Regions from separate parts of the Homo sapiens genome. Here all the other regions are linked to region 3. The links are chromatin loops, found by intact Hi-C in ENCODE. Cell type or tissue: HCT116. All regions are shown on one strand.

Region 1 (8,000 bases), 140 kb before region 3:
AAAGAGGGCATCTTCTTATCTTTGCAGATGTTCACCAAATCCCCAGGTCTAAGTGTGAAGAAAGCTAGGGTTTATGGTAGAAAAGGAAAGCCAGACTCCCCTGAGAGCCCTTCTAGGGAACAGATTGAGTCCCATCTGCACGAGCAATGGTGAATCAAAGGTGGGACTCAAGTTCCCAAGTCTGCTCCTTCACTCTGGGCAGCCTATTAGATTCATGTGCTTCTTGACAGCTTTGGACAAAAATGATCATGCCCCTCCTGATAGCACCAGACAGGTCAATGTGACATGCAGCCATCATGCCTCTGGATTTGGAGGCTCCCCAGGAGAAGCAGCTCAAGCCCGGCTTCGACATCCTGAAAGTGTTTCTGTGCCACCCCACAAGCTGCTGGTTGGTCCATCTCAGCTCCCCTCATTCACCTGCTCTGCCCTGCACTGTTTGGTAATCCAGCATTCTCTGCCACTCATTCTACATGCCTATCCACCCAGCCCAGCAGTCTAACCATGATGCTGGTGGTAAGGAAAAGAGAGAACAGGGGCTTTCAAGTGGAACTTGTATTGCTGTTAAATAAGAATCACTCTCCCTTAGATGTGTATATATGAATCTGTAATATGGACATAGATGGACAGAGATGTCTCCTTTTCCCTGTTCTAGCATTTGAGGCCACCTCCAAGCCCCACCCATGGTAAAGTGGAGAAGCACAGGGCCAGCAGTCTACAATGGACGTCATGGGCATGATTATGAGAAGACTGAGCAGGAGAGAGACCCCAAAGACAACGCTGCTCCCCGCAGCATAACTAGATGGCACAAGGAAGCACTGAGTTAATACTGGGTGTTGGGGAAAAGGTACGAAGGTGCAAGGGAGATACTCTAGAAAGGATACTGACTCTCTGTCTGAGATACTCACCAACCCATGTCAGCCTAACAAACTCCTACTTAATCTTTGAAGCCCAGTTCATAATGTCCTTTCTACACATTTCTGTAGCCCCATCTACCAGGACCTTCTCACAGATTTTTACTTTCTCCGTGTTCCTAGAACAGAAACAGCCATGATGTCTCAGTCAACAACAGATCACATATACCAAGGTGGCCCCATAAGCTTGTAACAGCATATTTTTATTGTATCTTTTCTGTATATAGATACACAAATAAGTACCATTGTGTTCCAATTGCCTACAGTATTCAGTACAGTAGCACGCTGTACAGGTTTGTATCCTGGAAACAATAGCCTATACCATATAGCCTAGGTGTGTAGTAGGCCATACCATCTAGGTTTGTGTAGGTACACTTTATGATGTTCGTGTAATGACAAAATTGCCCGACGATGCGTTTCTCAGAACATATCCCCATCACCAAGTGATGCATGACTGGATCTTGATTACCTGAATTTTACCAACTTCTTAAACGCTGACCCTAGAACTAAGTCCACCCTCAAATTATCCCCTAGTTATTTTTGTGGGTCCCCAAGGGCTCTCATAAAGGAGCTCAGCAACACCTCCATGGGTGAACTTCAGTTTTTGATACCCATATCTCCTTGAGGAGGTGCCCTTCTCTGCCCAGTGGCAGATGCCCTTGTGAAAATTCAACACTTCCTGGTCCAAATTGCTTCCCTGGGCTGCTCTGGCCTATGGCAGACCATGGGAAAATGGCTCTCCTTCTGCTCTGTGCCTTATTAGGTTGCAAGAGCCTTGAAACACTCCACTATGTGTACTCCAAGTCTTATTGACCCTCCTTTACCTCTGGTTGTGTTTCCTCTCATTGTAGGTCCAGCCTCTCAGACCAGGCAGCGAAGGGAGTCATGCCTTCCCCTCCACACTCCTGTCTTTCTCTTCAGCATCCTGGGAACCACGCATAAGCCTTTCCTCCTTCTTCCAGTCTGAAACAAACCAACAAAAGCAACAATGCCCCAACCTCTGTAAATTAATGACCTGGTCAGGGAAAGGTAACTAGCCCCATTCATACAATCTCTGGTCAGACTGGGTTGGAGACACACACCTTTGTACATTCCCTTGCCACATGCCCTAAGAACCTCTAATATAACACTTGTCACATTCACTGTGATTACGTCATCAAGGCTAGACTCCGAGATCTTTGAAAGCAGGGACCATAGACTATTCATCTTTGTGCCACTCTCCAATTCTGCACTCAATAAATAATCATCACGTCTAATATTTAATGAGTACTTAAAATGGATGAGTCAGTGCAGGCTAGGACTTCTATAATAAGAGCTCCCCATTCCTCCTCATCTGAGTTCCTAAATAAGTGTTTTTAGCTTTAAAAGCTTAGAAGGGTGAGCAATTAACCTTCAACTCCTTTCCCTACTCCTGGTATAAATTGTCAAACCTCCCGCAAACAAAAACAGTGCATAAAACCATCAGAGCTTGTGAGAACTCACTCACTATCTTGAGAACAGCATATGGGAAACAGCCCCCATTATTGAATTACCCCCCCACAACATGTGGGGATTGTGGGGCTTATAATTCAAGATGAGATTTAGGTGGGGACACAGCCAAACCATATCAGTTCAACAAACATTTCATTATTTGATAATTCTCCTTAAAAGAAGTTGACCGATTATTTCAGTTACCTCTCCAAGTGCTCTAAATTAGAAATGAGATATGTAGAAATCATCACTACAAATTTGACTACAATACAGTAATTTGTAAGGTGGGGTATTTGGGCGTGGGTATTTGAAGGTCAATCATTTCTACCCTCTGCAGGGTGTAGAATGCATGGAGTTTTACCCTATGTTGCTTAAAACATCTGCCAGACTCCCATGCCCACCTTCTTGATTTGGTTTTCTAGTTTGGTAGCAGTCCCAGCAAAGACCACAATGACTAATATTACCATTATTAAGAAGAGAGTTCCATGATCTTCTGGAACCATAAAATCTTTTTTTTTTTTTTTTTTTGAGACAGAATTTTGCTCTTTTTGCCCAGGCTGGAGTGCAATGGCACAACCTCGGCTCACTGCAACGTGCGCCTCCCAGGTTCAAGGGATTCTCCTGCCTCAGCCTCCTGAATAGCTGGGGCTACACGCACGTACCACCATGCCCAGCTAATTTTTTATATTTTTAGTAGAGATGGGGTTTCACCATTTTGGTCAAGCTGGTCTCAAACTCCTGACCTCAGGTGATCCATCCACTTCAGCCTCCCAAAGTGCTGAGATTACAGGCGTGAGCCACCATGCTGAGCTGGAACCATAAAATCTTATGGTTTCAGATCATTTAGTTCCACTAGTCCTCTCATACCTGAGTCTCCCAGTCCAATCCCTAATTCTCTAACAACAGTCTGCAGACAGCTGCCTCTGAATCATCAAGGAGCTTATTATCAAATAGAGATTCCTGGGACCTCCTCCTGGAGACTCTGGTTCAGTATGTCTGAGAAAGGACTAAGGAAAATTAGTTTTTATGATTAAATGCCTTCCATGATGTGCAAAGCAAACCAAAACTACTTCAGACAATTCTGAGATTTTTGTCAAGCTGAAATTTTTGCCTCCTACCTTCTACCAATTGGAAAGTTCTTTGGAACTAAACTGAACTAGTCTAATCTTTCTTCCACAGACAGCTCTTCAAATATTGAAGATAAGTGTGAATGATTTCCTAGGGCCAGTGTCCTCTAGATTATAAAGGGCTAGTGTCAACAGTTCTTCCTTCAATCATAGTGCTTTTTGGTCCAAATCTAGATTATGAACTTCTAAAAGGCCGGGACAATGTCTTATTAATCTTTTATCACGATACCCAATTCTTAGATATGCTTGATGCCCATTCATTTATTCAGCTAACATTCATAAACCACCTACTGTGTGCCAGGCATTCTTCTAGGCCCCCGAAAATACAGCAGTGAACCAAACAAAAGTTCCTGATCTCATGAAGCTCACCGTCTCATCAGGGTGAGAGACAAAAGGCAAATAAATAAATACGGATGTTCCCCAACTAATGATGGTTCCATTTACATTTTTTCTTTTTACTTTGAAGTGTTGCAAAAGCCATACCCATTCAGTAGAAACTTTACTTTGAGTACCCATACAACCATTGTTTTTCACTTTCAGTACAATATTCAATTAATTACATTTGATATTCAACACCTTATTATGAAATAGGCTTTGTATGAGATAATTTTGCCCACCTACAGGCTTGTGGAAGTGTTCTGAGCATGTGAAGGTGGGCTAAGTTATAATGTTTAGTAGGCTAGGTGTATTAAATGCATTTTTGACTTATGATATTTTCAACTTATGATGGGTTCATTAAGTCGAGGAGCAGGGATGGATATATGTCAGATGGGTGCTAGGAAGAGAAATGACGCAGGTAAAGAGTGAAGAGTGCATTCATTAAAAATTTGTTAATTTGAAATCCAAATAAGCCTTTCATTGGTGGGGGGGTCCAGATGAGCATAATGTGCCCACTGAATATTTGTGCATGCAGGTCATTATTCTTTGGTCCTCGGGGAGAGAACGATCCATGTTCCAGCCAATAGAGGGAGACTGAGAGCAAGACGTAGCTCCGTGGTGCCGAGCTCCTAAGCAAACACCTGACAGGGCAACGTGGAGTCATCTCCAACAATTGCCAAGTGAGTAAATTACCCAGTAACTCTCAGCCAGGAAAAACTTCTTAATAGTATTTTTTATTATTAATTATCACCAGGCCATAGAATACTTTTTCTGTTGAGGATTTTCTTTCCTTGCTCATGCAGAAACAGTACTCTTGCGTGATGGGCAGAGTTCAGTTGGGGCACAAACATGTATTTTTTTCCCCAGGACTTATCAGTGAGGCTGAATCAATGAGCTAGCCATACAGAAATAAGAATTCTGTGACTTCTCACAGCATAAAGAGCATTTATTTGGAATGTTTGCATGATGATCCTCTCACACTGAATTAACCAGCGATTTGGTTCATGAAGTAGTCCATTGCTTTAACATAATGTACGTCCAGACACAGTAGTTGTTGAGAAAATGGGGTCTAAAAAAAGAAAGTTTGTTGCTCAGGGGCAGGGAGGAAATAATAGATAATAAAATAATAAAAATAATATTTTTTTTGGCCGGGTGCAGTGGCTCACACCTATAATCCCAGCACTTTGGGAGGCTGAGGCGGGCAGATCACCTGAGATCAGAAGTTCGAGACCAGCCTGACCAACATGGGGAAACCCTGTCTCTACTATAAATACAAAATTAGGTGGGTGTGGTGGCGCATGCCTGTAATCCCAGCTACTCGGGAGGCTGAGGCAGGAGAGTCGCTTGAACCCGGGAGGTGGAGGTTACGGTGAGCTGAGATCATGCCATTGCACTCCAGCCTGGGCAACAGGAGCGAAACTGCGTCTCAAATAATAATAATAATAATAATAATAATATTTTTAACACCCCCAACCTACAGCAGTGACCCTCTTGTTTAAAAAAAAAAACTCTAAAATTCAGAGTAGATATCTAGCCCTATCTGGTTCAACCAGCATAAATGAGGCTTCAGTAAAACTCAAGAACCAGAAAATCACTATTTACACAAGTGCCTCATGCCCCCATATGGCCCCCATAATGTCTAATACACATAGGGAAAGCTCAAAACCTATTTTTTGCTGCCAGAAATGTAGGGTGGGCATCCAATAGGCATTCTCTTAACAGGCTTGCCCTTTTCCTAGGGTAGACAGAATCAACATCTCAACAGTTTGCCATCCACAACCCTCACCCAGAGTCATTACTGTTGCCTACTGGCTTTACCTCACCGCAGGTGCTGGATAGAAAACCCGCACCTCTGGCCAGGCGCGGTGGCTCACGCCTGTAATCCCAGCACTTTGGAAGGCCAAGGCTGGTGGATCACTGGAGGTCAAGAGTTCGAGACCAGCCTGGCCAACATGGCAAAACCCTGTATCTACTAGAAATACAAAACATTAGCTGGGCGTGGTAGCGAGTGCCTGTAATCCCAGCTATTTGGGAAGCTGAAGCAGGAGAACTGCTTGAACCCCGGAGGCAGAGGTTGCAGTAAGCAGAGATTGCGCCATTGCACTCCAACCTGGGCGACAGAGCAAGACTCTGTCAAACAAAAACAAAAACAAAATCACCTGCACATCCCACATTAAAGCATAACGATAACTTCAGAGCCACGTATTGAGCACTCTCTATGTACTATTTTACATCATTCACACATTGTACTATCTAGTTCCCCTCCCTCCCTGCCTCCCAGTTAATCACGTGGACGTTCAGACCCATCTTAATACGATAGAAGTTCAGAAAGTTTCAGCAAGTGGTTGGAGAGGTGGCAGAGCAGAGAATTCAGGCTGTACGTAAAAAGTTGTAAGCCGTAGACTTTAATCACTTCCTAATTCTTATTTGGCAGAATTTTCATAGCAGGAATGTTTTGAAATACATAGCTTCTGTGGAAAATGATGGGCATTATAATTTGAAGAGAGTTTTTGTTTTTATGGTTTGGGGCTTTTTAAAAATGCTTGCTTTTATCTGCATAATGTACTCATTACTAAAACCATGCTTCAGAAAAGAAACTGGCAATCCACTTAATGGTAGGGTATTTTGTGTCATTTTTTCTTTTCCTTTCTGAACATAAAATAACCATTGATGACCTCTATTTGTTCCCAAGACTTTATATTTCTCACACTGTACAGGAAAATAGCATCAAAGGCCACTAGACCATGTGAGAACCTCGTGAGCTAGGAAGCACGTATTGATAAGACATATATAACATCAGCATTACCCCATCTCATCTTCCCAATGTCCTGCAACACTTGAGAAGGCTATTTGGAGCGAGTTGCAGTAGACAGAAGCTTCCTTGGCCCCAGGGAACTGTCCAGGGAGAAGCTGGGAGGAATCTGTGTTTGGCTCAGTGGCACCCCCATCTGGAGACCAAGAGAAGCGCTGGCTGACTGTCCTGGCTTCCTTCCTTAAAAGGATTCATTAGGCTGGGCGCGGTGGCTCACGCCTGTAATCCCAGCACTTTGGGAGGCCAAGGCGGGCAGATCACGAGGTCAGGAGATAGAGACCATCCTGGCGAACACGGTGAAACCCCGTCTCTACTAAAAATACAAAAAAATTAGCAGGGCGTGGTACCAGGCGCCTGTAGTCCTAGCTACTCGGGAGGCTGAGGCAGGAGAATGGTGTAAACCCAAGAGGCGGAGCTTGCAGTGAGCCGAGATCGCGCCACTGCACTCCAGCCTAGGCAACAGAGTGAGACTCCATCTCAAAAAAAAAGAAAAAAAAAAAAAAGATTCATTAGTAACTGGGGCAGAATCTATTCCCCAGGGTGCGCACAAAGCCCTTTTCACTTTCACAGCCAACAAACACTTTGATGTCCAAAGCCTCGCCAAAAAAAAAGCAGCCATTTCCTCTCACAGCAATAATATCAATTCCCCACGTTTTAATGGAACTCTGCACTTAACAAACACTGTCACACCCATTATCATCTCATTAGATTTCAGTGAAAGAACGAGTAGAGCAAAAGCAAAATAATTCTTTTCTCAGAAATAACTGTGAATGAGCCAGTGGTTTATGTTCGCCGGGACATTGCACCGTTCATAATTAACGTCATCTCCGTTATCAGCCTCTTGTGGTCCTCAATGCTTCCCCAGGGAGAAACTGAACTGTAAAGAAAACCAGGTTGGGGAATCGAGCCCAGCTTAGTGTCACCTCATTGATGTGACTCAATGCCTGGTGGATACACGTGTTTCTCTGGGTCACCCAGATTTGGTCAAATGCTCTTGCTGGGGGTTCTGCCTTCAGCAATCAGCAGTAGGGTAGGACATAGAACTCCCTGAGAAAACAAACAAACAAACAAACAACAAAACCTATTACATGGTATATGGAAAGATACATCTGAGAGATTTGGTAAAGAGGCTCTGTTGCCCACCACACCAAGGTGCCGATGGGCTTCTCCCTGGTCTATATGCCCTTTGGGCACCAGCTGCCTCCTGGCCCACCACCCATCCTCATGCAGGGACTCCTGGCCTCTGGCCTCCCGTATCCTTCCTTCTGGCTCTCTCTACATCCCATCCTTTCCTTTTCCGGG
Region 2 (8,000 bases), 240 kb before region 3:
TCATTTTACAGAAGAGAAAAATGAAGTCAGAACAAGGATGTTAGCAAAACTGAGAGAGTTGTGAGTGCTTGCAGCAAAGGGGTTACCGATGCTAAATAAGCTCATCTGCTCTCTAGAACCCCAGACAGATTCACGAATTACAGGCCCCGCTAGAGTGTCATTGAAGGTGGGAGACAGGGCATTGAATCAATCAGGAAGATTGATTAGATGTCACAAAAGAGGCAGTAAGACTTCCCAACTTGTCCAGTGGGGTAACTGGTCCCCATGCCCACTGCCACCAGGATATGCAGGGGTCTTATTTGGGGGATGACATGGACAAGCTCCAGGCTCGAGGCTACCAGGCAGGTCAGAGGGCAGGGGCTGGTGCCCCGCTGACATCAGGGCAAGGAGTAAAAAGCCCAGATGCTGGACCCTAAGACCCCACCACCATGCTGCCTGGGCAGAGCTCAGGCAGTCACCCCCAGGCAGGAGACTGGAGCGAGACTGGAGGTATGATGTGTGCAAAGCCGCAGAGGCTGAGACTGAACTGCAAACAACCAGGCAGGGAGAGCATGAGCCCTGAGCAGGGAGGTGGGCAGAATTCCAGTGAGGGTGGGAGACCAGAAGGCTCTAAAAAAGTGAAATGGCATGGCCAAACCAGCACTGGAACAGGATCGCTCTGGCAGCAGAGGGGCTCTAAATAATGAAGGAGGTAACACTGGGAATGACTGGTTGGGTCCAGGTGAGGACGACAGCTCCTGAAGAAAGGCATATGGGGGAGGGAGAATAGGTTTGAGAGGAAAAGTTAAAACTAACAGAGTCAGGCCGTCTCTCACTGACCTCTTGGTTCAAAAGGTAGGACCCCAAGCTCCCAATGTTGCCCCTTTAACCTTGCCAGTTAATAGACCCAGAAAGACCTGGGTAAGTGAATGTAAAGAAATATTGCAAGTTGAGCCATGCGGTTGCTGTGAGATTTTAAACCAGTTGCCCACTTCTTGCCAGGAAATGTAATCTCATTTTGGGTTAGATGGATCTGCCAGGAAATACTCCAGTGTGCAGTGAAGCTGTGGAGTAGAGGTCAATTTTACAATTACGAAATAGCTGGCTTTTCCAGAAACACCAGCAGTCACCCGTCTACATCCTCAAACGGCAGCTATGAATATCACACCTGTGCAGCCTGTCACTGGGGGACACACTGGGGATGATGATTCACGTACGGTGGGAATGTGGGGGTACGCTGGGTGCACAGCCAAGTGTGTGCTATGAGCTGGACAAGGTGGGAGACGAGGTTGAGGCTCCTCTACAAACCTCGTCAGCTAGGGCTGGGCATCAAAATTAAACTTGTGCTTCTACCACAGCCCTCATTGTATCTTCTCATGGCCTGGGCAGTTCTTGGACCATCAAGGTCTACAAAATTGGCACTCCCCCCAAGAGAACTAAGCCTCCTTTACTTCTTCTACTTGGCACTGACGATGACTTGAGCTGTGACAGAGCAAAGGCCAAAATATGAATGCCATCTGGGCTTTAACAGTTACTAACTAGAGGAATAGTTCAACAACGCCTTTCGACTAGTGGGAAATAACGGAGCTAGTGTCTTTGGCCAGTCTCAAATCAGTCCTACCCCTGACTCAGGCAAGGTTTAAAGGGGGCTGGGACTAGGAAGAGGCAATTCACCTGGGATGCAAACCATGAGGGGATCCCAGAAAACTCAGCGATCAAGATATAAAATATTTCCAATATTTCTAAATGTTTAGAATATTTCCAATATTGCAAAAATTAAAATGAACATAGAAAAATCCATGATGAATAAAATATCAAAATGTTATACAAAAAGGTGCCCTGCCAAGCCGTACTGGAGCCTGAAGCAAAAGAAAAAAATTAGTAATGCTGGTTGTTTACTTATTTAAAATTTGCAGATTTTGCTCATCATTCCATTCACTTGGATTTTTAAAAAAATACAGCATTAAAACATTTTAATCTTGAGTACTGACTCTTTGGACACCTTCTTAAATCTCGTGCCAGAGACAAACACCCCACTCTTGGACCAGCTTCATGGGAAGGAATTTGAGTAGTTTTACATGTGTTCACTTACAGTTTTGGACACCCTACCTCACCCCAACACATACACACACACACACACACACAAACATGTATGCACATACACACAAAAGGGCTTGGAGAAATTCAAAGCCAGTCTTTGGAGCAGACATCCCGTCCATTCACAGAGGCTATGCAAACAACTTTTCTCATTTCTGTCTTCAAGAGTGTTGCTGTTCACCTTTAAATACACACCTGAGATCAGCATTCATAACAGAGCTGTGCACTTGGGTTGTGCTCACACACAGAAAGGAGGAAAATCAATTTCAATCCCCGAAGGACCGAATTACTGGTGCAGAAGGTCACTAAATGCTAGCACTTGCTCAGTGGGCTTGGAACAAGATCCTTGTTCTCATTGCTTCGCTGCACTTCTAGCAGAGTGTGGGGGAGGGAGGCCTGGAGACTGGCTCTCACCAGGGAAGAGAGCGATGTCGCTTGTACAAGCCACAGGATAAACACTTAAAACAGCAAAGGGGACACGGCAAACACATGCATGAGCAATGTGGAGTCCCAGACTGACGTTCGCACCTAACGCTCTGGAGAAATTGGCCAAGATTGGCCCAACCAACTGAAAATATTATTGCTGTAATTCTTTCAAGGTCGCTTGTCAGACTGGGTTATCTACCTCCCAAGAGCTTGCTGCACAAATCGGCCTTTCCAGAGAGACAGAACTCAGGGCTGTGTCTGGGGGACCCTCTCAGGCCTGGTTGCCATTTTGCTCACGCTCTTCCCTGCCAAGAGCATCTGATTCAGGCCATCTGGGGTCTGTAGTGGACAAGGGACGAGCCTGGATCCTGTGCCAGTGGTCACGCAGCCTGAGTCCTCCCAGATGTGGGCACACTGGTGCCATCTCTGCCACCTCAGAGATGACTGCAAATATTTGGTTGGAAAGTACACCAATGGTAACATGATCAGAGGCACGGAGGGGCAGTAGTCAGGAGAAGGTGGCCAGGCTTCTTCTGCACACATGTTCCCAGAAGCACACGCATTCTTCCCCCAGTGTGAGGAGGAGGGTTTAGCAGCAAAAGCCAGAGCATGGAAATCAAATAGATCTGCAGACGTGAGTCTGGATCCTGGCTCCACACATTAGCCATGGGACCTTGGGACATTATCTGACTTCTCTGAGGTTCAGTTATCTAATCCATAAAGTGGGGAAAAGCTAACGGATGCAAAGTGCCTGGTGCGAAGCTCACGCTCCCCACGTGTGTACTGCACCCTTTCCCCAGCAAAGACCTGCCACATAGGACCTCTTCTCTTCTCTGCACCAATCCCTTTTCTGTGCCCAGAACCTCCAGGCTGCTCTTGCTTCCTGTTCATTATGGTTGAGGCTTGACCTGGCTTTCTCTTTACTCAGCATCTGGCACTGGGGACAACGGGATTTTTATGAGAATAAAGGAGCCAGGTGAGAGCATCCCACTCCCAGCTTGCATGATTTAGGCAAGGAGGCAGGGAGGAGAAGAGGAAACTAAGGCACACCTCTTCCTCTCCTCTCTCCTCTGCTCCTACCCAGTCCTGAGGACCAGAGCAACCATGAGAGCGGGCCTACCGGGCTGCATCCCAGTCGACCTGCTGCTATTCTGAACTAGCTCTTGGGAGGGCCATGAAGGACATGCAGAGACTGAAGCTGAAGGAGGTGGCTGGTCACTTGTTCCCACATTCTTGTGGGGAAGGGAGGTTATAAGAGCCCGAGGGAAAGAAAACACTGCCCTAAGCGATGGGCTCATCAGGAACTCTAGTGCACATGAGCAGAAAATAGGCTGACCTTGTTATTTGAACAAAAAGATTCATGCAGTGGGAAGGGAAATTTGAAATTACAGATGCCCCCTTCCACCCCAAATCTAAGCTATATGGCAACCAACCTCCACAGGCTTCCTAGGGAAGATTACTGGGAGACTGAACCTGGTGGGTCAAGCCTGTTCTGGGATTAAGAGTTACAAAGATGACAGAGAAAGGCTGTACAACCTGTGAAGTCCCACGTGGGCAGGGCATCTTCCTGTAGTGACAACAGTTGTGTCTGGCCCCTGCTGTGGTTTTTGGCTAATGTTGGGGGCAAGATGTTTTTGAATGGGGCACTGGGGTGGTGGAAAATGCCCCAATTCCAGGAACTGAAAGAAACGCAAGAAGTTAGCTTATTATGTAGGGAGGTTTTATTGGCAAGAGAGGCCTTTACGACTCCCAGGGGCCCAGCGGCCGCAGCCTTGGGAGCAGCAAGTCAGCCTGAGCAGGAGGGATGGGGGAAGCAGTTGCTTAACCCATCCACCAGGTGGCAGCACAGACAGCAGCAGTGGCCAGACCAACAATACAACACTGACGGGGGGCCAAGGGCCAAGGAGAGCCATGGAGGCCCACAAGAATGGGGCCTGTGCGCGGGACACCAGCCCTATTTGGTGGGGAAATGCAGCGTCAAGGATAATTTTATTTTTATCAGGGTTGTTACTCATGTCCTTGGTCATGAAGAGCCTGGAGAAATAAAGTTATACTCAAAATTTGTTAGGATTTGTTTTAAAAAATGAAAATATAATGAGTTATTTGGCAAAGATCATTTGTGTCTGGGTAAATTCGGGTTAAAAATATAAGGGGGGTTCAGAGGTCACTTTTTTTTTTGAGACAGGGGTCTCATTCTGCCACCCAGGCTGGAGTGCAGTGGTATGATGCACTCATTATGACTGTTACTTATAGCTCACCGCAGCCCCAACCTCCCAGGCTCAACGGATCCTCCTGCCTCAGCCTCCCAAGTAGCTGGGACAACAGGCACACGCCACCATGTCTGGCTATTTTTTTTTATTATTATTTGTAGAGACAGGATCTCGCCATGTTGCCTGGGCTGGTCTTGAACTCCTGGCCTCAAGTGATCCTCCCACCTCGGCCTCCCAAAGTGCTGGGATTACAGGCGTGAGCCACTGTGCCCAGCCTGGAAATCACTTTCAAAGAAAGTAAGGTTGCTGATTTCACCTCCTTTGGGTTCAGCTGATGCCGATGTTTGGCCTAGTCTAAGAGGAGTGACTTCTTGCTTTCTTTATATTGCTTTGCTCTCAGCCTGTGAAGAGGATCCATCCACAACTCGAGCTGCCTCCCTGTTGCTCCGCATTTCTGGTTCCCCAGAAGATGAACCCTACCTTAGAGAGAAGAGACAGAGAAGGAAGAAGCCCCACTGCCTACTGTTGGCCCACTGTGGACAGGCTGCTGCTGCTGCTGCTGCCAGGAGCTCTCGGGGGTGACCCTAGACAAGGAGAATCTTCCCAGGGAAATCCTGGGAGGGGCTAACTAAAGCCACGTAGAGTAGGCAGCAACTTCTCTCCAAGCCACAGTCCAATGGCAGGCTCAATTATGCAGCCTCCTTCAATGGAGCCATCTCTCCCAGCCTCGCCTTCTGCCCCTCCTCCAGCTTGCCGGGCCTATATCATCAGCTTCCATGCTCCAAAAGAAGAAAACTACTTATTGAGCAGAAGCAAATGCTACTGATAATTTAACACATACTGCACACCACACCTTTACACAAATATCAATGCATTTAGTTCTCACAACAAATCTATGAGAATATCATACCCATTTACCAGATGAGTAAATTGAGTCACCTGGATTCTAATTCACATTGACTGACTCCAAAGACTATATTTTTTTCACACCAGTGTGTCAGCCACCATCTTTCTACCTTATTATGTGTTACCCCCTCTGGGGCCTGTTTGCATTTTTTTCAAAGGAGCCTGAAAAGGGTAAGACTAAAGATAAATACCACATATAATCTCTTACCACGAACGTCTGCAACCTCACCCATGCCAGATGAATGGTATTTCCAGACTTTGGGTCTTAATGTCTAAAGATTTTTTTCCTTTTGCTACACTTGATCTAGCACCACTGGCTTCTGGGTGCATTCTTTGATTTTCTGATTTATTGTGGGGATTAAGAAATGGAATGTGTTAAATGCATTTGCACAAGTGCAATTCAACATGTTAAGACAGGATTGACCTGCCAAAACATCTAAGTGTCTGAGAACCATCAACACCTGCCATGCCAGAGGATCGCTGTGATGTCCCTGTCACCACCATTGCACTCTGACCTCATCTCCAGCTGGAGCACACCACAGTCACAGCCCAGTCCCTCCAGGAAACCTTCCTTCAGTTATCAAGATGGTAGGGTGTGTTTTTAAATGAGTGATCATTTTAACAATCCTGCATTTGAAAGCTTTCCAATATTCAGATTATTATATTAGTTTCTAGGGCTGCCATGACAAAGTACCTGAAACCGGATGGCTTAGAACAACAGGAATGTATTCTCTCTTAGTACTAGAGGCCAGAAGTCTGAAATCAAGGAGTCAGCAAAGGCCATGCTCCCTCTGAATCTGTTCCAGGCCTCTCTCTTAGCTTCTAGTGGTTGCCAGCAATCCTCAACATTTCTTGGCTTGTAGATGTATGATTCCAGTCTCTGCCTCTGTCTTCACAAGGCCTTCTCTTCTCTGTGTGTCTGTCTCCACCTTTCACTTTTGTTATAAGGACACCCATCCTAATCCAGAATGATCTCATCCTAACTTGCCTACATTTGCAAAGACGCTGTTTCCAAATAAGCTCACATTCACAGGTACCAGGGATTAGGACTTCTACGTATCTTTTCTTGAGACACAATTCAATCTACAACAACTACCTTTTCCAGATATCAATAATCAATCATGGCCTATTCTACTAGGCACACTAGATACAGCGATCCTCCAGGCAGCCGGCCTGGCTGTACCTACCAGCAATCAGAGCTGACACCTGCGGTGAAGCCGATTTGCCATCACAATTCTCACTAAAGGAATGAGTCTGAAATGACCGCAATCTAACATGTGGTGATGAGCCTGCTGGGGAGATCATGCCAGCATCCTTCAAGCCCGGGTGTGGGTGGCCAGTTGACTGTATGCATAAAGTGGGTCCTGCTGGGGAGGGAGTCATCACACTGTCTCTTTGGCCTGGCAGGGACTATGTACACCTGACCAGAGCCCTGGATTCACAAGGGAGATATTCCCGGTGCCTTTTCTGAGTTCGCAATCCACATGCATTGTAGTATGGCCTGGTTCCAACTTCACTCCATGCATACATTTCTCCTTCCTATACCCCCTGCAAATTGGAAATAGTGATACACAGCCATCTCACAGGGCTGTTGGGCAATTTAATTAATGTTTATAAAGCACTCTGAGGTCTTCAGATGAAAACTGCTGTGTAAGTACAAAATTATTATTAGTTCTCAGCCTCCTGTCCCTTGACTTCTGACATAGGCTTTTGTTGTTCCTGAATGGGAGCCGTTTATGGGCTGTCCAGCTGGCTCTTTTGGGTACATACACATTTACAGATTTTTTTCCCTTTGAAAAAAGCATTCCAACTCTGTGGGATGTCTCAAAGCTTTTCAATGTCTGAATTTCTCTCTACTTGTCTCTACTAAGTACTGTAATCTACAAGAGTAGATTGTAAACAGGCTACTTTTGCAAAGAGTTGGGGCGGGGGACAGGAAATGGTCAATTTGAAGAAATAGCTCCTCTTATAATGAAGAATAAAACAATATCTCCTTCTCATGCAGAATCTAAATGAACCACTAAGTGAGGTCTGTCTCCCTCGCCCAGAGGGATACTGTACGTGTTTATGCATTGAAAGAAGAAAAGAATAGAAGATTTGCTTCCACTGCTCACATTTTGCCTCCTTCCTTCACCCTAACTTCTCAGGAACCATGGAAACAAATACACCCCACCTAGATGATGTTTTCCTGATAGTCCTTTGTTGCCTCACTGTGCGCTGCCTGGGATCCCACAGGGAGAATGAAATAAAAAAGTGGAAAAGAAGAAAGATATGTCTGCAAGTGAAATGTCTTGTCTCCGAAGGACAGAGTGGGGCTCGTGTGTGATTTATCAAGCTCTGGGGGCAATAAACAATGTTATATTCCTTTTCCTTTTCCCTAAG
Region 3 (8,000 bases):
ACCAGCCTCGCCAACATGGAAAAACCCCATCTCTACTAAAAATATACAATTAGCCAGGCATGGTGGCAGGTGCCTGTAATCCCAGCTACTCAGGAGGCTGAGGCAGGAGAATTGCTTGAACCCTGGAGGTGGAAGTTGCAGTGAGCTGAGGTCATGCCACTGCACTCCAGCCTGGGCGACAGAGCAAGACTCTGTCTCACAAAAAGAAAAAAAAAAAAAGATAACTATGAGGAACAATGGTGATCATATGGTAATTCAGGCTTTCTTCGATATTCTGTAACTTTAAGTCACTTAATAGAATGCCAAGGCTTGTTTCTGCTTCCCCATCTGTCTCCATAGCCTGGGATCCACTCCCTTCCTCCTTAGACACAATGGTGACACAGAAGAGGAATGTGGAACACCTAATAGTTTCTCACAGAAAAAGAACCATTCTGACTTCAAGCAAGATCTTTCTACAAATTTAGTTCCCTTGAAATCTTCTGATAATACATAATGAAAAATGAAACAGGCAATATTTCATGGACATGCTTGCATATTATTTCACTTTACTTCTATGAACTCCCAAATCCCCAACTAATTTTATTGCCTGCATCCTCATTTTCTTCTTTTTAACAGCCCCCCCTCCACCATCTATGCATTTTGACCTGACTCATATCCCAGGTTCAAAAATAATAATAATAATTTCTAAGAAAAAATGGTCCCCTGTGTAAGTGAATGACTCTGAGTTTGTCCTGCCTAACCCTTTAGTGCCTAGCTAACATGATACCACTGCGTCTCAAACCAGGAGCAGTAGCCTTGGCTCTATGGCAGCTCCACCCTAAGCGTGCCTTGTTTTTCCATATATAAAATGAAGGGGGTTTAACGAGGTGATCACACACACAGATCTCTTCTCTCACAAGCAGTATGGCCTATGATTAAGAGCAGAATTTCTGAAGCCCTTCCAGTTTTACACAAGAGATTCTAATGTGGCCTTTCTTGTAAACTAAGTAACCTTGGGCAAGACTCTTCATACCCCTGTGTCTTGGTTTTTCCATCTGTAAAATGGGCAAGATTAAATTACCTATCTGGTGAGATTGTGCTGAGGATTAAAAGAGTTAACATATGCAAAGTGCTTAGAATACTACCTGGCAAATAAGCTCTACATTAAGTAGCTGTAGCTGATTATGGATTCTTTTTTTAAAAACAACTTTTTTGAGATATAATTCACATGCCATACAATTCACCCACTTTAAGTGTATAACTCAATGGTTTTCAGTATATTTACAGAGTTGGAAAACCATGAGCACAATCAATTTCAGAACGTTTTTTATCACCTCAAAAAAATACCCTATACCCTTTAGCTATCACCTTCTGATCCTCCTACACTTTGCCCCCAGCCCTAGGCAACCACTAATCTGCTTTCCATGTCTACAGATTTGCCTACTCTGGAGATTTCATATAAATGGAATGATACAATATGTGGTCTCTTGTGGCTGGCTTCTTTCACTCAGCATCATGTTTTCAAGGTTCATAAATGTTGTAGTGTGAATCAGTATTTCATTCATGACATTGTATGAATATACCCATTCAACAGTTGATGGACATTTGGGTTGTTCCCACATTTTAGCTATTATGAGTAATCCTGCTATGAACAGTCATGTACAAGTTTTTGTGTGGACATGCTTTTTCATTTTCTTTGGGTATAAACCTAGAAGTAGAATTTCATAGGTAATTCTACGTTAAATCATTTGAGGAACCACTAGACTGTTTTCCAAACTGGCTGCGTTTTTTTTTCATTCTCACCAGCAGTGTATGAGGGTTCCAATTTTCTACATCTTTACCAACATTTGTTTTCTGACTTTTAGATTCTAGCCATCTTACTTGGTGTGAAGTAGTATCTCATTTTGGTTTTGATTTGCATTTCCCCAGTGACTAATGATGTTGAGCATTTTTGCATGTGCTTATTGGCCATTTGTAAGCTTTGGATTCTTATAAACTATCTATTCCTGATGCTTCAGGAGACCTTATACAGTCAGAGACACCCACAGTAGATCCAGATCCTAGATTTCTATGAGAGTTTGAGGATCCTGTTCACCATATCTTGGCCCTTACAATGTGAGGCTATTAGCCAACTTCTTTTTTATTTTATTTTAAGTTCTGGGGTACATGTGCAGGATGTGCAGGTTTGTTACACAGGTAAATGTGTGCCATGGTAGTTTGCTGCACCTATCAACCCATCACCTAAATGTTAAGCCCAGCATGTATCAGCTCTTTTTTCTGATGCTCTCCCTCTCCCCACCCTCTACCACACAGGCCCCAGTGTGTGTTGTTCTCCTGCCTATGTGCGTGTGTTCTCATTGTTCAGCTCCCACTTATAGGTGAGAACATGTGTTGTTTGGTTTTCTGTTCCTGTGTTAGTTTGCTGAGGATAGCCAAGTGCTTGATGTTACACCACTCAAGGGAAACTGGAAGAGTAGGATATTCCATCTTGAATTTGATCAGGCCCCTGTTTAGCTTCCATTTCTACTCTGGCTTCTTTCATTTCTATGAAAACCTGAAAACCCTAAGACATCCCTTTTATTCCAGTGTCTTCCAGAAGTTCCAATTATCATAATTTGGATTTTCTTAAATTTTTCTGCTGCTTTCTATCTTTTTTCTATGTGTAGAACCTCTCACTGTAAAGTCTTCAAGGTTGTGGAACATGTGTATCACTCCTTATGCACATGGTAGTGATCTGTACCTACTGGCTGAGAATGTGATCCAAGTCTTACCACATTCTAAGAAGCAGCCTCCTTAAAGTAGCTAAAGCTGTTTACACTGGGTTTGTGACTTCAAACAAATTAATTTACTTTTATTTCCTCATTGGCCAAACGAGATTCATAATAACTAGTTTGTAGAGGTCTTGTGAGGAGCAAATAGGATGATGTATATAAAGTATTTACACGGTGCTAAAGAAATAATAAGAACAAAATAAATGTATGTATACCCATCAACCAGTTTATGCCTACCTTAGGTTATCCTGTTAAAAGTCACCTGCAGGTTGACCCTCCAACCCCATGGGGCCAATGGTGCACAGCAGGATTCAAGATATGAGCTGCCCAAGAATACAATTTGCTGAGAGGTTGAAAAATAAGAGCAAGGAACTCCAGACTCCTAGGGACCACGTAGGCAAGGCTGAATTTTCAGGGGAATTTCCACTCCATCATGCTCAGAGATAAAGGAGCCAAGGCAGAAGGCACTGAGCAGTCCAGAGAAGCCCTCAGCCTCATGCCCTTTCTGATTGGCCTTAGGCATTCCTTCAGTGCTACAAGGACACTTCTCCTAAGCCTCAGAAGAAGAATCCAAACACAACAAAGTTCTCCACATCTGAAGAGAAGAGCCATCTAAGACGACTGAATGAAACAATCTCCAGAGATGGGATCTGTTCTCAGCCATGGCTTTCCCTTTCTTGTGGCTTTACAACAGATCCACCTGATAAAGACTGGCTAGAAGGCCTGGGGGTTTAGCTGCCTGGTCACTTGCTGCCATCTATGGGTAGAATATTAAAAGTGACCTAAGGGGAAATTAAAATTTCACACATCCATTCCTGCATTACGTTTAAATGTCGCTCTACAGAAAGTAGCTTGTTGTTTATTCACACTGTTTTTCCTAATTTGCAGAAATATCAGACGGAAGCTTTAGGGTATCTAGAAACCCTACTATAAATATCAAATCTGACTGAGAACTGTGATGCAGATTGTGCTACTGGTTTGAAAAATAAATGGATCCTGATTTCAAGCTCAGTATAGACTTTAAGTGGGAGCAAATTTTGAAAATAGAGATCAAATTAAGAGTTTTTTAGTAACAAAAGTTACTGTTTTAACTAAAAATAAGCTCATCAAAACCTAATAGAGCAGAAAAGGTCCATTTGTCACAGCTGCCATAGAATTAGGATCTTCACAATTATTTTAAATAGTACTTTCTCTCCACAGCTAGAAACTTCTGCATACAGAGACAGAAAAATGGGCTTTAATGAGAAAAGCTCAATTGTGTCCTGAAATATTTATACCAGCTTTGCAAACAAGTATAAAACATTTACCAATGCTGCCTACAAACACTCTCTTGAAAAGGATACAAAATGTAATCTCTGATTCACCAAAACACACACACACACAAAGTTGTTTGATTTATCTGGTCTGCCAATTTTAGATAAATTAGATAACCTAATTTATCTGGTGTGCCAATTTTAGACAAATGTAGATAAAAGTCTAGGGTAGGTCGAATAGAACAATGAAAAGAGAAAATGGCAACTTAACTTGGAGATATGGAGGTAGATGACCTATGCACATAATTCTTAAAACATTCAGCATATTTCTGGTTGTTATAACTATCTCTTAACTAGGTATGAGATCTTAGAAAGTAGAAATTATATTTTATTTATCTTTGTATACCCCACAGCCATTCTATTGCATGAAATTTAGACAATAAATATTTGTAGAAATCTAGTCGATCAAATTTATTTTGTACTACTATGTGCCAGTTGCTGCTCTTGATGCTTGTTCTGGGCATTGTTGCAGGAGGAAGGTAGGAAGGGAGGGAGGAAGGGAATGAGGAAGGGAGGGAGGAGGGGAGGAAGGGAGGGAGGGAAGGAAGGAAGGAAGGAGGGAAGGAAGGAAGGAAGGAAGGAAGGAAGGAAGGAAGGAAGGAAGGAAGGAAGGAAGGTAGGTTGGTTTGTTTCAGTGTGTGTTGAAATGATGAGTTCTAAATTTAGCCATAATATAAGGCAGGAGAAATAGTACTTTGTTGAATAGATAAGCTCAAACAGGATCTTTCGATTTGGCTAATAGTCTGCCTTGGTGCAAGCCTGCATTACCAAGAAAATGCAATGCATAAAAGCTAAACTTAGTTGGTTAAATCCAAGCAGATCAGTTGATTACTTTCAGTTAAGGCAGGTAACAATGTCACCTTTGAGAAAAATAAAAATAGATTCTCATCTATGTTATTGACACTTGTATTTCTAGAACCCAGAAAAGTTCTTGCCACATAATCCTCAACTAATATCTATTGAATGAATATTAATATCATAACCTCCTTCTAGAGGCATTGTCTAGCATACTTGTACAAATAAGGCTTTCAGAGAGATGGAACGACCCTCTCAAGGTTGTTTAACTAGAAACTAGTTGAATTCCAACTGGCATCCCAATGTTTGATTTCTGAGATTCCAAAGTTGGTCATTAGACCAGATCATGTTATACTGCTCAGATCTTGATTCTGGTCTTATTGATGCAAATAAATGCAGAGAAACAAGTATAGTGAATCTATAGCCATGGCACCTGCCTTTGCCGCAGAGCCTCACTCTGTCCACCTTCTGTCTGATGGTATCTGAAGGGTTCCATGATAATCACTGAATTACATAACCACCCAAATGAGATTGTTCTTCCATCTGTTAAGGGCCATCAGAGCCCCCGTGCAATGAATTTCAATTTAAGGAGCTTTATGTTCCATCTGGAGCAAGAGGATTCATTCCTATATAAGAGGAAAAGATCACTGTGATTTTAACCTGGTTTTAATGACAATGACTCAATTCAAATTTAAAATTTTAAATGATGTTTCAATATTGTATGTTTCAGCACACTGAGAGAATCATCTTGCCAACAATTTCCAAAGTCACATTTTCACAGCAGTAAATGCTCATTAAACCATATATACATGAACTCTCATTGCAGTATTGTCTGTAACAGGAAAAAACTTGGAACAAGCCCAACTGTCCATCAAAGATGGGATAAAAAAAATTGTGTTATGTTCATACCATACAGCTATTAAAAAGAATGAGGTAAATCTACATATGCCAGTGTGACAAGATGTCAAAGATATCACAATAAATGGAAAAAAAAACAAGATGCAAAACGCCATGCGTGTTTTTAATACAGAGAATGACTGCAATAAATGTCAGTATATGCATATCAAAAATTTTGGAAGAATATACAATAAACTATAAACAGTAATTACATTGGGAAATAACATTATGGGATAATTTCACTTTATTTTTTATTTTTTGAGACAGAGTCTTACTCTGTCACCCAGGCTGGAGTGCAGTGGAGCGTTCTCGGCTCACTGCCACCTCCGCCTCCCTGGTTTAAGCAATTCTCCTGCCTCAGCTTCCTGAGTAGCTGAGATTACAGGCGCCCATCACCACACCCAGCTAATTTTTGTATTTTTAGTAGAGACAGGGTTTCACCATGTGGTCAGGCTGGTCTCGAACTCCTCACCTCAAATGATCCGGCTGCCTCAGCCTCCCAAAGTGCTGGGATTACAGGCATGAGCCACTGCGCCCAGCCTCACTTTAAACTTTATACATCTCGGCACCATGTAAAATGTTGACAATGATCTGTAATTTAAGAAATGCTTGTTTTATTTTGTTTTAAATATAAATAAGTATAATAAATAAATTTAAAATTAGAATAATTAAACTGAAAGTTTAAAATGACACTTTATATGTAAACTGAATATGATCCTTTTGGAGAAGTACTGTGTGTCACAAGCATTACAAATGTTTATATTCTTTAGCCCAGTAAACTTTAATACAAAAAAACTTTACTCATGAAGATATTTGTTACATTACCGATATAATGCAAAAAGTTGGAAGCAAACCAAATTATTAATAGAAGAGTTAAACTGCCATTTGCAATAAAATATTATACAGCCATTCAACATTGTGATAATATTGTGACTATGAAATAACATGAAATGCTTATAATGTCAAGGATAAATGGAAAAATATAAAATTAAATATTTAAATATGCTTGGTAAATATCTCAATGGTAAAGAAGACTATGAAATAACATTGTGTTCATTAAAAAAACTGTGTTATGTTCATACCATACAGCTATTAAAAAGAATGAGGTAAGTCTACATATGCCAATGTGACAAGATGTCAAAGATATCACAATAAATGGAAAAAAAACAAGATGCAAAACGCCTTGTGTGCCTCTGTTATAATGTTAAGGATAAATGGCAAAATATAAAATTATACATTCAAATGTGCTTGGTAAATATCTTAATGGAAAAGAAAATAGAAAGAAATATACCAGCGCTAAGTAATATCGTTTAAATGGTATCACTCTTGGTTATTTTTCTTCCTTACACATTTTTATACTTTCAAATTAACCACTTACTACATTTGCACCAGAAAAGAATGTAATCATTGATGTTGATGAGATATTAAAAAGAGCAACATTTTTTTAATCACTGGCCAGACATATAAATGTATTCACATTTTTTCTTTCATTTGACCCTTGGCTTCGTGTTGAGGAAAGGTGTGTTCCAAGCCACTGCCACTAGCTTTTCTGCTGTTCTGGAGCAACCACTCACCTCTCACTCGGTTTCTGTGAAATTCAACTACTTCATTAGGCTGAATGAGAGACTGAATAATTTATAAGAAATAAGATTTCCACAAAAGAAGATAGATTCTTCTTATGACTAAGCTTTAGCTTCACAAGACAGCAAGAAGTGATTGTTGGGGGGATCAACAATTTCCACATCAAGAGAATTGAATACCAGTCACGAGGCAGACATCTCCTTGGTGAATATGCTTTGTGCCAGTTATTTACTTCTCTATTTTTTCAGTGTCTTCACCTGTGAGGGTACTGTGTTGAACAAGAATCTTAATTTTAGTCTTAGAATTTTCCTAAAATGAAGGAAATGGGAAGTATAGTGAGGTATCTGCTGTGTGCCAGGAACATACTAGATAGGTATATTACCTTTAGTTGACATAAAAGAAATTAATATTCTAAGAGAGTCAGAAGTAGACCAAGGTAGTGACAAAGTTAAGATTTATTCCCAGGGCCAGGAGAGGTGGCTCATGCCTGTGATCACTTTGGGAGGCTGAGGTGGGTGGATTTCTTAAGCCCAGGAGTTCAAGACCTCATCTCTAAAAAAAAAAAAAAAAAAAAAAAAAAATTAGCTGAGCAAGGTGGCATACACCTGTAGTCCCAGCTACCCAGGAGGCTGATCACCTGAGCCTGAGGAGATTGAGACTGGTG

Evidence for each region. Peaks named below come from ENCODE experiments on the same cell type or tissue, not always from the same donor. Only the 100,000 strongest peaks of a DNase experiment are listed, where the experiment ranks them.
Region 1: a loop joins it to region 3, with 5 times the contacts of the local background. A loop is called at or near these places in 59 of 110 quality-filtered maps.
Region 2: a loop joins it to region 3, with 14 times the contacts of the local background. A loop is called at or near these places in 79 of 110 quality-filtered maps.

The regions. Positions count from the first base shown.
Region 1 is chr6:14,043,140-14,051,139 of GRCh38, reverse strand. No RefSeq gene overlaps it. Among named protein-coding and RNA genes, the nearest start is that of CD83, 71 kb to the left of the region's middle. In HCT116, CTCF peaks have their summits at 4,455 and 6,811; DNase peaks (open chromatin) are centred at 4,479 and 6,799.
Region 2 is chr6:14,141,141-14,149,140 of GRCh38, reverse strand. No RefSeq gene overlaps it. Among named protein-coding and RNA genes, the nearest start is that of CD83, 27 kb to the right of the region's middle. In HCT116, a CTCF peak has its summit at 4,332 (motif pointing right); a DNase peak (open chromatin) is centred at 4,360.
Region 3 is chr6:13,904,559-13,912,558 of GRCh38, reverse strand. No RefSeq gene overlaps it. Among named protein-coding and RNA genes, the nearest start is that of RNF182, 16 kb to the left of the region's middle. In HCT116, a CTCF peak has its summit at 3,507; a DNase peak (open chromatin) is centred at 3,478; H3K27me3 peaks cover 1,335 bases.